Regions from separate parts of the Homo sapiens genome. Here region 1 is linked to region 2. A link is a contact called in ENCODE Hi-C or POLR2A ChIA-PET data. All regions are on one chromosome and are shown on one strand. Each heading gives the region's core, a stretch centred on a gene start or an enhancer-like site at or near the end of the contact. The rest is flanking DNA. Distances are from core to core; before and after follow the strand shown.

Region 1 (6,770 bases), core at 460-2,959, 45 kb after region 2:
ATCATATCTACACACGTATTGCTTTAATTTGGGTTTGTAAAGAAACTATTGGAAATTTACATCTATTCTTAAAAAACAAGATTTATACTACTAGTTCAGTAGAATATAGTAAACATATAAACTTACATATCTTACCAATACATTTCCAGAAGGTGGAGAATGTAGGGATTTATTTTCCTGTGGCAATTTAGAAATGAATGCAGGAGATTCATCTTCTACCTCCTCCAAAACAACAATACACACTCGACTCATTCGATCTTTTAAAACACTAAATTCCAAGCTATGTGATAAAAGTCACAGTTGGAAGAGCACAAGTAGTTTTTCCTCCTCTTCTGTACAACACTTACAAACATTCTCTGAACAGCACAGCTGGGTTTTTTTTTTTTTTAAAGTTAATAAGTACTACTGGAAAAACAAGTTTAAAATTATGACTACATAATTTGTAACTTCCTAAATATAACGAAATTCTATTATTTCTGTTGGATTACTGCAATACTTAAGAAGAAATTTCACACCAACATGTCAATAACTAAAACTGAGTCCAAGCTCATTTAAAAATATTTTTCCTCTACCAAAATAGTCTTATTGCTCTATCTCTGAAATTTACTTGCACAAAACAATCATTGTTTTTGGTGACACAACACCACACAATATAGAATGAAATGAGAAACAACTGCTGTGACAGAGATGATCACAGCGATACCCACTCTTGCCTGCAAGGTCATATAGTTACCAGTAGCTGTTTTGCTTATAATTGAAAATAAAAAATAAAATCTCACTATTCTGTTTCCACTTCTAATTTGTCTTCATTTCTTCATCACTGGTTTAATGCAGATACTATTCACAGAAAAAAGATCTAGAGCTCAGCACAAATCCTGAAAATGAAGCTCAGAGGTTAACAATTCTTTCAGTGTTTGGGAAAGGGGCAAAAAACAAAAACAAAAAAAAAAAAACCACTCTGCATTAATAGCAAAGCTGCAGTACGTTTACATGTGATGAGTCAGACCACAAGAGACAATACGACTCTTGGTACTAGAATACAGCTTGATTAATCCAGGTTTCCCATATAATAGAAGAAACACAGTTAGCTTTATTCCCATCGATAGCATAAGCAAGGCAGAGCGTTCATTCTTTCTCCATCAGGCAGTTGTCTGTGGCTGCTCCAGCAAAAGGGCACAGGCACCAGGCAGAAATGGTGTTAGTGGAGAATCCTAGTAGAACAAGCAGGCTGTGAAGGAATTAGAAGGCATTTGAGCTCAAATTACTGCTTCAGGCTTTTTGTTTTCTTTAAAAAAAAAAAGGGGGGGGAAAAACATAGTAGTGTATCATTCCAGTGTTTCCTTTGATCTCCACATGAATACAGCTTCCATTAAACAGTCTTCATTCAGAGAAAAAAATAGCAGACTGTGCATCTTCTTTGAGCCAACTACTTTATTCAGTCATCTGCCTCTTTGCCAATATAGTTTCCTTCCACTGTGAAAACCGCCACAGTTATCCTTTTCAGATTTCAAATGCTTTCCTGTTCCTCAGATGATCTTGCAAAACACCACTGACATCCCCAAATGAGTAGGTCCTTAAAAAATATCTATAGAACCTCAGTATCAGTCCCACAGAAGCATTCCAACGGAGCAACAGTCTGAAGAGCAAAGACTGCAGACCCACAGGATGAAATGCCTAGTAATGCTCACATGTTACACTTACCAGAGATCTGAGCTACTTCTCGGGATGTAACTTCCTCTAGCAGGAGAAAAAAATAGTGCATTTGGACAGCCTTCACAATTAGAAGGTTCATGCCAGTTCTGTGACTAATCCAAATCAAACTAAAAAATTCTATAACTGAAAAATGAGTGCGCTTTTAACATTTTCCACTAAAAGCCACAAGGAAATCTGGTGTACTGCCTCTGCTGACTAACAGTGGTTTTAGCAAGTAAACAATTCCAAACGGCTTAACTGCTTTCGTGTGTTACAATAAAGCAAATGTTTAACCCTATAATGACAGTTGCAGTAAGAATATGCCTGCAATGGACTCATAAAAAAGGTTTAAAGATGGAGAAATATTTTATTAGATTATAAAAACCATGAAATTGTTTTATTCATATTTTTACCAAGATCAGTTTTAATCTGCCAGGTGTATTTTATTTTCTAGAATGCAAAGCTTAAACAAATGAAATTTAAGATTGTCTAACAATTTCTAAATTGGTGAATTTAATCAATCATTGATTCATATTTTAAAGGGAAAAGCAAAAATTTCATAATGTAGAAATCCTAACTCTAAAATTATATAAATCATTTGATTTTTCACTGAAGAAATAAAATAATCCTACCTTCCCATTTGGATAGGGAATAAAGCCTTAAAAATCTGTTAAAGAGGTACATGAAAAAAAAAATGTCCTTCGTCCTGAATTACCTATGTCAAAAGGGCACAGGGTAATACAAATAATCTCCCTCCCTATAAATTTCCCAAAGCCATAAATAAATGTCAAAGCCAATCATTTCATCGTTTTTTTTCTTCTTTCTCTGTTTACCCAACATGGGGGATATTTCTCAAGAGAAAACTTACAAAGAAAATACCATGGTCCCCCTTCAATCTGTGTTCTTCATATTAACTAGCATTTTTATTAATAAACAATAATAAACATAATAGTTACTTTTGAACATCTGTGATATGCTATGTGCTGTACATTCTCATTTAATACAATAACCTTGCTGTATTCCCATTATAGAGGGAAAAACAGACTCAGAAATGATGTATTTTACCCAAAGTTGTATAAATTAATAAAGTTGTGTGTTATTTTAAACACATACTCTTTCTAATCTATTCTGCTATCACTGAGTACACACACATACAGACACACTCTCTTCTCTCCACTCATCTCCAGATCTTTGCAACCTGTAATACTAGCTTATAAAAGTGATCTTAACAAACAGGTAACCTATAAAGGTTGTGAAAAGTTTAGGTAACAAAGGAATATACTATTTATTGCTATATTCTAAAACGAGTTATTTTTAAATGGGTACTTCAAAGCAAGTCTTAAAACCATAAAAAGGAAAAAAAAAACAAAAAATCCCAGCATGATACAAATATAAGAATGTCAGAATTTAAAACAAGAACCATTGAAAGCTATAAAATGTATCAATCTATGGAAGAAGCAATAACTCTAACATATTTGTACCAATTAAAACATGCTAACAATTCATTAGTTATATTTTAAAATATATAAAATACTTTTATGCCAAATTAAAGGTATGTAAATATTGAACATACATCAATTATGTTATCCATCTCCACATAGCTGAATCAAAAAATCTTAATATTTGAAATATCTGAAAGTGAAACAACTATAGTAACAATATCCTATATTTCATCTTCAGGGTTCCCAAGCCCACAAAGCAAAATCTCTTTTTATCTTAACAATCTTAACTTGTTCCAAAGTATCTAGTACCTAAGTTCACCTACTTAGACTTAAGCAGGTACATCCTGTTTCTTGTTCTAAGTCAACCTCCACACTTAGGTCTTTCCCAACCAGAAAACAAACTCCTTGAAGGTAGGGACTGTGTTCATACATATTGTCTCCTTCCACTTTCTTCCACCTATAAATAATTTCATTGAAATGAATTCTGTCGTCACGAGACTCTGGAAGGGTGGAGATTTATAAACAAGAATAGTGGGGGTGTGTTGGTATACATATATTTTAACCAGAAAATATAGGTGGCATTAAGGTGCAACAAAGTGAGTTTCATATCTCTAATAAGTGAACAATTAAAATTTCAGAAGTTGACAGGATATAAAACAAAGGTATGGGGTGATGGTTAAAACTAAGGGCTCAGGAGTCAGCCCACCTGAAGTTCAATTCTGCTTCCATCATTTCCTAGCTGTGTCCTTGGACAAACCACTTAAATTCCCTAAGCCTAAATTTCTTGACACTTATATAAGAAAAAAATAACCTGCAAAGATTTTTGTCTAAGAGAAATAGAGTAACAGTACAGTGCTTGAGAATGTAGGCTATTTTGTGGTCAAATTGCCTGAAGTTCTAATCCAGGCTTCCCACTAACCTAATTCTGGGATCCTGGGCTACTCACTTATTTAGTAACCTCTCTGTGCTCATTTTAACATCTATTAAATGACATTAACAGAATTTACTTCATAGTGTTGTGAAATCTAAACAAGATAACCTTACTGTTATGGATATTTGGGATAGCTGAATGATATCCCTTGTGAAGCCAGTGAGTGGATCAAAGGCTATTAAACTCCTCCTCCTCTTGACCCAGTACAAGTGAGGTAATTCAGATTAATGTCTGGAGATCCCATTCAGTTGCCAAGTCCCCACACTTTTCAGTGATCTCTTGAGAGTCTGCTAAAAGCTCATTTTAGACTCTAGTAACTAGACAAGCACATACTAAGTGTTAATTGGGGAGAGGGAGCAGTAAACTTAGGCAAGAAAGACTACAGGTTCTTCCATTCTTCTACCTTCACTAGATTTTACAGTTTAGGGACTGTAAAATTCCTTTGGGAAAAAGGATAGAAAGTACTAGCCCATGGTATATTATAAAATCAAAAGCAGATAAAAAATACTAAGAGAAATATGTCAGTTTTTAAATTATTTAAATTAGCAGCACTGTTTTGTGTCTTCTTCTATTGAATAAGACAGGCTCCTACCCTCAAGGAACTCACATCTTAAAAGGAGACAAGTGAATATTTAAGAACTTAGAAACAGAGAAAGTACTTCTGATAAAAAACTGCTGATAAAGATTGTGCAAACTGTAAGTTCAACATTTTTTTCCACTTAGAGAAATATCAAGGGGATGTGGTTATTTTCTTTGGTACTTATTTTTTAGGCCATATTAGATTAAGTTTTTAATAAGCTAACAAGTTCAACTCTGACAGCTTTATAATCCTTCTATTCTTTATACTAAAATGTATCCTATTAAGAGCTTACTCCTACTATTAATGGAATCACATAATGGTAAAGCTGGCTTAAACCTTTTTACTGATTATAAAAACATTAAGTCACTGGAAGATAATTTTTGGGTTCCTAATTGTTACACCTGAATTTCTTTTTTTGACACAAACGATTTTTCCTTTCTGCAACAAGATCCAACCTAAACCTCACCTTTTGTCTTACACATCTGTGAACTCCGTATTATCATAGAATAGAATACTCAGGGTATATTAAGTGGCTACTCTGTGGCAAGTAACAAGCTGGTCTCTGAGTATTTGAAAATAAAAAGCTTGTGGTGAAAGATGGTAAGGAAGTGGGTTCAAACAATGTTATAGAAAACATTTCTGACAGATCAAGAATCCTCACCAATCTTCTTGAGCTACGCCTCATCTATCCATATACTTTAGGAAAAAAAAGTCTTATGAACAGAGTTAAAAGAAAATGAGGTAGAGGGTGAGTGGGGAGAAATCAAGGAATAGCTGCTTTCTAGGCTACACAGGCCAGAATCCATGCAATTATCTATGTGATTATTAGAGCCACTGCAAGAAAGTCACTAGGTATTCAAAACACAACTCAAAATCCTCATAATAGATCAGACTTAACTCTCTGCAGGTAATATATTTATGATCCAGGACACTTATTTTTTATGCAGTCATAATGCCAAAATGGCCATTAACCAATATCGTTTGACGATCTCAAGTGGTGTGATCCCACTGGTACGTTACATTCGTAATAATAAATTGTTAACCCTTCCAATATTAATAGTACTGTATACTGCAGATTGTTAGCACATTCTAATATTACATGTGTTTTCTGCAGAGATCTGTATTTTGTGTCCATTCCTCCAGGCTTCCATTTCAGCTTTAGGTAAGTACAGAGCCTCACACAATAAAGACTACATTTCTCAGCTCTCTTGTAGCTAGGAGCCACATGAAAAAGTTTGACCAAAATTTTAAGTAGGTGTTGTGTGCCTTTCAGAAAACTTTCTTAAAGACCAACTAGCATATTCAGCTTGCTTCCTGGAACAAAGATGATTGGCCACTATCTTAAACCAAACAAGGACCATAGTCTAGGGTAGTGAAACTACACTAGAAGGGAGCTGGGTCTTTGAGGACTTTGCCAAACAGAACTGCCATACAAGCCTTGGACTGTCTACTTTCTGACTTTTATGTTAGAGAGAAATAAAAAGTCCTGCCTTGTTTAAGAAACTGTAATTTTGCATCTCTGGTACTTGGAGCTGAGCCTAACTCTAAATGATAATCTTACTCTTCCTTTAATTATCTATGAGTGGACATATATCCTTCGAGCCCTGTTCTTCCAACATCCATACTCCAGTACAATGTGGCTACTTAAATCTTCAATAAATAAAATGAGTTAGAAACTTGAGCTGTAACATATTGTACTAGAAACAATAATCAGAAATCTGCTGGAAAATAATTCATATTTTCCTGGATAAGCTAAGGACAATCAGAGGAGAGAGAAAGAGATGGAAACAGTTACCACAAATATTCTCAATCATCTTCAGCCACCATTTTGGTGGGTACTGTTATCAAATCTCTAAATGAGAAACAGGCTCAGTAACATCTAGTCAGCCAATCACTTATCTGCCCCATCCATTCACCTAGTATACATTCATCTACTATGTGCCAGTCTTTCTGCCAAGCTGAGAAAACAAAATTATGAATAGTCAATCCTTGTTCTAATGAACCATACACACAAATAAATACTATATGACTGCAACTGTGATAAATTCTCGAATAAAAAAAAATGTCTGAAAGACAAGGAACTAATGGGTGGCCCATGTGGCTGGGGAAGCAATCATGAGGGACA
Region 2 (6,370 bases), core at 1,744-4,243:
AATAACATTACAATGGAATTTCAGAATTCAAAGTATTTTGGCTAGTATGTCTTAGTTTTTATAATTCCTAGACTTGTCCAACATCGCACAGCTGAAAAGTTGCACGTAATAATTGAAGCCAGTGTCTCCAAATCTAAGTTCCATAAGTTCATAAGCTATAGCACATCAAGGACCCAGTTCAGAGTTAGGTTGTGTGTTCAACTGCACCCACTGTCCCCATCCTTCTCCTAACTAGGAGGCTACAGCTAATAGATTGCCTCTGTTAATTACAGGGTTTGTAATCCTTCTCAGTCACATTTCACCTTTATGACTCTTCACTTGCCCAGCTATTGCTCTGGGTTCAAGATGTAGTTCACAATGAGGAATACAAAGGACAAAGAGACAGAAGCTCCATAGTTTCTCATGAGGCACTAGTTAGAGTTCCCTTTCCTTCTCCCAAACTACATAGTCCCATGATGGACAGAAGAAGCAGTAGCTACACTTAGGAGTTCCTTTCTTAACCTCACAATTTGAATAACTAAAGAAATACTAGATGAACATAAACTTATACTATCACATACTTTTGTATTTTAAATTATTTTTTAAGCTTTGCAACAAGTTACAACTACTGTAAAGTAGGTAAAATGGGTACTTTGGACACAATGCATTTTAGAAAAGCACCGAATACACATTATAAAGTAAAATAACAGAAAAAAAAAAAAGATGATTCAGGTTTTTGTCTCATCTCTATCATTTAACAGCTGAGTAGTTTTTCATGAATCATTAACTATATAGTTTCCTCAAGACGTCTATCCTACAAAGATGTCCTCAGGACTGAAAGATATGAGAAATATAAAAATACTGTGCAAATAATGAACATTTTCTAAAAATGTCAGTTATCTCAACAAGCAAACAATATACAAGGCTGTACACAAGAAGGAACTATTCTTCCTTGTAATCCCTCTCAAACATTTTAAAGTTATATATTTATAACCAGTAAAATGTGCAATCAAGTAATGGTTTTGAAGCTAATTTCAGTATTTAGCTAAGTAACATTTCAATTAATTATTATACACTGATGAGATTCTTTCTTGATCACAATCAGTGAAACCTTTGTAAGAGACTATTGTAAATAGGTAGAGAAAAGCCCTGAGGAAGAATATATAGGACAGAAAAATGATTTCTCTTGTAGAAGGGACAGAGATAGGGTTTTCTATTCTCTGCTACTTCAGACTGCAAGAGGCCTTATAAACAAAAGAAGAAATGAAACAATTAACTTGGTTTGTACAAATTCTAAAGTAAAATGACCAGTCAAGGTATCTCAGTAGCTTTTCCTTCTTTTGAAAACATAGAATTTGAATATGGATTCAGGGGTACGCCTATTTAATGTTTTCATATAAAACATATTTACTAAGAGAAATTTCATACCTCACTACAAGATGCAACTGCTCTGTGTAAAGGTGTCAACCATTTGCTGTCTTTGGCATTAACTCTAGCTCCTGCAACAAGAAGAAAAAAATAAATTGAAATATTGTACATAAAATATTTTTAATAAATCTCCTGAAATAGTAGTTATATATAATCCAAATTGGATAAATGACAATTGAAAAAAAACTTATTTTTTACACTTTCTGCTGATAAAATTACCCTTAGAATATAAAACAAAATTAGCCTTTTAAATTGATATAATTGTCCAATAAAGTCTTAGTTTTTTAATTTAAAACAAAATAAACATCATTTTATATATAGGTTAGAAAAGCCACCTTTATACAGAGCATATCCAAGGTAGAAATCAGACCCCATTTTAGAATGTGTGTTAAAAAAATCAAATAAATGAATATAAGAATATACTTGGAGATAAAATGCAGACTATTTTAAAGTCTTCATTACATTTCTTTACTAATGAATATATCACGCCATAAGGTAATATGATAACATCAAAATAGTTCTCCAGCCATGATTTAAAACACATTGTATAAGATAGAAACAATGGTTACAGATTTAGAAAAATAATTGAGAAAGAAATGAACCAACTCATGTCTTTCTAGGTTATACCTAAAGCTTAAGAAAGAAATTTTTTTAAACAAATCAATTTTGTACAGTTGTTTAAAAATCATTAAGTCAATGGACAAAAATTAACCTTAATAGAATGCAAACACATTAAGACAAAAAAATTTACATTATTCGAGGAGGGAATAATTTATCTCCCATATTAAATCCAAATCAAATAAAAGCAGCACATGCATGGTAGGATAATTCTATTAATATATCTAAGTAGAGAAGAAACAGCCCTGGTTCTTGGAAGTATAGAACTGGCTGACAGATCCTATCCTATAAGCAATCCTAGATTTATATCCCAAATCCTAAATCACTCATTTTCTAAATGATGAAATACAGGTATACAAAATAACCTAACGTTGGGGTCAACTATAACAGAAACAAAGCTTCATACTTCCTAACGCTTACATTATTTCTAGGTTTTGAGTGTGAGGAGTCAGGGAATAATCAAGTGCAGTGACTTCAAGTAATGCCTTCAATTAGTAGCTCTGGGTCCCTAAGTAGTTGTGTGATCCCTCTGAACCCAAGTTTCTTCACAAAGATTAACATATAATAAATGTGCCTAGTACATAATAGCAAATATGTTAGAGGTAGACTTTAAAGCCTTGAAAAATGAGAGAAAATAAATGAAATGGAGGTGTAAGAAACATCCACAAATGTAGTAGTTGAGATGCTGAGAGTAGCTGAGTTCTCTGTGGGCAGTGGCAGTGAGGACACAAAGAATCAAGAGCTAATTAGAGAGCTTTGAACAATGCTCACAGTTAGGCTATGGAAGAAGGAAAGGAAGACAGCAAATAAAGAACCAGTCAGAGAGCATGACATACCCATGTAATAAATATTTGGGCAACTATCTGCCAGGCACTGTGGAACCCTAGATGGTTAAAACACAAACTGCCTAATCACAGTAATGCCAACGTTTGTTTTGGGTAGAAGACGGAATGTACAAAGTACACACATTTGAAATGTTTGCCAGCTGGAAGCTGGAACCCTACAGATAGTGAAGGAGTGACACAGAAGCTAGCGTCTTTCGTTTTCCCACTTATCTGCTTAGGACTTCAATGGTTCTCTTTAAGCCCTGTGCCTCTTTCTACAGGTTTATATTTATGTGCACATGCATATCTATACACAGTAGAACGGAAAGCTCTGGCAGTAAGGCCCAAAGGGTATCAACACAGACACCTAGTACAGACAGTATCCTGAATCAACAAAGGTAAATAAGAAATGAGGTCTCATGAGGGATGCTGAGAAGTCTGATTCAAAGTATTAATTAGCAGGAGAATAGAAGGGCACAGGGGCTCATGACTGTAATCCTAGCACTTTTGGGAGGCTGAGGTGGGCAGATTGCTTGAAGACAGGAGTTCAAGACCAGCCTGGCCAACATGGTGAAACCCTGCCTCTACTAAAAATACAAAAATTAGCCAGATGTGGTGGCCCGCGTGCACCTGTAAGTCTAATTACTCAGAGGCTGAGGCAGGAATCACTTGAACCCGGGAGGAAGAGGTTGCAGTGAGCCGAGATTGCACCACACACTCCAGCCTGGGCAAGATAGTGAGACTCTGTCTCAAAAAACAGAAGGTGGCTGGCACAAAAAACTGAGGAGACTCTGTGTTAATAAAGATCTGAAAACAAAAAGTAAAAAAGCAGTAATTGTATGACTAGTACGCTTTACTTTTATGTAGAAAAAGGAAGAGATAATTATTTTTATCTTATCACACAATGGTCCCCCCTTGTTTCACTTTTCACAGCTTGTTACCCAGTCAACCATGGTCTGAAAATATTAAAGGGAAAATTCCAGAAATAAATAATTCATAAATTTTAAATTGCTCACTGTTCTGAGTAACATGATGAAATATGGCACCATCCTGCTCCATCCACCCAGGATGTGAATCATCCCTTTGTCCATCGTATCTTGCATATGCCATTCACCCTTTCCTTATGGGACCCTCTTGATTATCAGATTGACTATCATGGTATCATAATGCTTGTGTTCAAGTAACCCTTACGTTACTTAATAATGGCCCCAAGGTGCAAGAGTAGTGATGCTGGAAATTTGAGTATGCCAAAAGAAGCAGTAAAATGCTTCCTTTAAGTGAAAAGATGTAAGTTCTCAATAAAAAAAAAATCATGCTGAGGTTGCTAAGATCTACAGTAAGAACAAATCTTCTACCTGAAATTCTGAAGAGGGAAAAAGAAACTTGTGCATAGTATATAGGGTTCAGTACTATCTGAGGTTTCAGGCATCTACTTGGGGGTCTTGGAACATACCTCTTCAAAAGGGGGTACTACTGTATTTGCTTAATATGCATAAAGAAACCCTACAGGAATGCTAAGATATTAATGAGAGGGGGTGCTTATACGTTTGTGTTGGTGGTGGGAGGCACATTGAAAACTGGGCATATGGAGGTACTAGGGTAGTAATGCAACTTTATATTATACCTTTAAATATGTATATATCGGCCGGGTGCAGTGGCTCACGCCTGTAATCCCAGTACTTTGGGAGACCAAGGCGGGCAAATCACCTGAGGTCAGGAGTTCAAGACCAGTCTGGCCAACATGGTGAAACCCAGGCCCTACTAAAATTACAAAAAAAAATTAGCTAGGCACAGCGGTGGGCGCCTGCAATCCAAGCTTCCAAGCTACTCGGGAGGCTGAGGCAGGACAATCACTTGAACCTGGGAGGTGGAGGTTGCAGTGAGCCTAGACCGTGCCATTGCACTCCAGCCTGGGCAACAAGAGCAAAACTCCGTCTCAAAAAGAAAAAAAATAATAAAAAATAAAAAAAATCATGCATTTCTTCTAAGAGCCTAATCAAATGTTTTTAATTCCTTGGAAAATAAAGGTCAACTATATGAGAAATCAGGGCTATATCTGAGGGCAACAATGAAACAATATTCCCCCACCAACATTAGTTAACATGTGATTTACAATATAAACAGATAAATATGACACAGTAATGTACACTACAAGAGCAGCAGTTGGCTGTGTTCCTGTAAAATGAAAAAGAGTGTAAAAGCAACAAACATAGCAGCACATTTCAGATGGTTCAGATTCCCAGAGCTCATGTCAGTGGGCTGTCTAAAGCTAAATAGAGTTCTGTTCCACACAGAATACTCCAAAGTTATCTATATATTCATATATACTTTAAACGACAAATTCATTCTAGAAATGGAAAAGACATTTCCAGAATATAGTTAACTAGTTCAATAGCTAGTTGGAGTATTAAACACCAGCCACAACAGCTAATAATGAGGATGGAGATACAGGGGAGGCAGGGAGAAACCATACCCACTTAAAACAAAAAACAGTCTTTGTAGAGAGAAATAAAACCAAATGTCGTTAACCGCCTCTGGTGGCATAATCACATGCCCTCTACATGGTAGAAGATAGTATTTGTGGTTTATAAGGATGACCTTAAGTAACCAACAGAAGATTAATTTCTTTACTATTTCCTACTCATTAAGACAGAAAAGAATATAAAACAGCAGTCCCTTGTCATTTGTTGAAGTTAGGTTACTGGCATAGCCTGTGGTGCGAAAAAGCACTGCTAAGAAACAAAAGACAACACACATAGCAATTTAAGAAAGATACCATCAGTGAGTACTATAAACCAATATTTACAGAAAACTTACATGCCAGAAGCACCTCATTAAATTCAAAATGGTTATGTCCAACTGTATAATCAATATTTTAACAAGTCTTTTCTTGTCCCCCACAAATCTATGCATACCAACTGAACTTTCCCTTCAGATAAACGGCCAGAGCCTATCCTCACACATATATCTGAATTTAGATTCACCTTTCTAGAGTAGAGATGTGACTGAGTTTCTGATATTACATGCAATAAATAACACAACTAAAAATCAACTGCAGGATCACCTAAACAGGTTGTATCCATTTCATACCACAGTTATAGATTATATAGGAAAACCCAGCTAATCAGTTTCCTCTCACCCAATCTTTACACGTAATATTTCACCCATATAAAAGTGCACTCTGAAACAATAGTTTTGTAAAAGAAAAGGTTACCTAAATCTAGAATTAAATGTCTAGCTATTCGGAAATAAAACATAAATTCAAAAACAAAAACTTGATTTACTTACTTACATTAGTCTAGGGCTCTAGGCAGCCAGCAATGCAGCTGAAGAGAGGTCTAACGTTGTGAAGACACAGTCATGGGTTAGTGGAAGGAACACTGGAGCAGGAGAGATACGTGATCTCATAATGGCTGTATAACTAGTTGGCTGTGTGACCTGGAAGTGTTTCCTGGGGCCTGGGTCTTCATTTTGCAAATCATAATCCCTGCTCCTAGGCTGTGTGTGTGGTGAGGTGAGGG

The links. Hi-C counts contacts between places; a loop is a spot of excess contacts on that map. ChIA-PET counts read pairs that join two places held with the same protein, here RNA polymerase II (POLR2A). Pooled maps may share reads with other maps.
Region 1: a loop to region 2 is called in a map of MCF 10A, with 10 times the contacts of the local background. The contact joins the promoter of ANKRD28 here to the enhancer-like site in region 2. A Hi-C loop is called at or near these places in 14 of 168 maps with a recorded cell type or tissue (CD4-positive, alpha-beta T cell, Calu3, GM12878 and 11 more), 35 of 37 single-sample maps with no recorded cell type and 24 of 50 pooled maps. POLR2A ChIA-PET finds 5 or more read pairs at or near these places in 17 of 52 experiments (A549, AG04449, AG04450 and 14 more).

Annotation. Positions count from the first base shown.
Region 1 is chr3:15,796,270-15,803,039 of GRCh38, forward strand. ANKRD28 (ankyrin repeat domain 28) reads right to left here and starts at 1,710. Exons shown (of 28, transcript NM_001349278.2): 1 at 136-1,710. The coding sequence starts at 252. RefSeq lists a silencer at 5,941-6,040.
Region 2 is chr3:15,750,343-15,756,712 of GRCh38, forward strand. ANKRD28 (ankyrin repeat domain 28) reads right to left here. Exons shown (of 28, transcript NM_001349278.2): 4 at 1,408-1,478. All of the region lies in intron 1 of LOC101927647 (a long non-coding RNA gene), which reads left to right. Among named protein-coding and RNA genes, the nearest start is that of ANKRD28, 44 kb to the right of the region's middle. Within about 2 kb of position 2,994, at least 4 of the 41 ENCODE cell types and tissues checked have a DNase peak (open chromatin) inside an H3K27ac peak, as active enhancers do.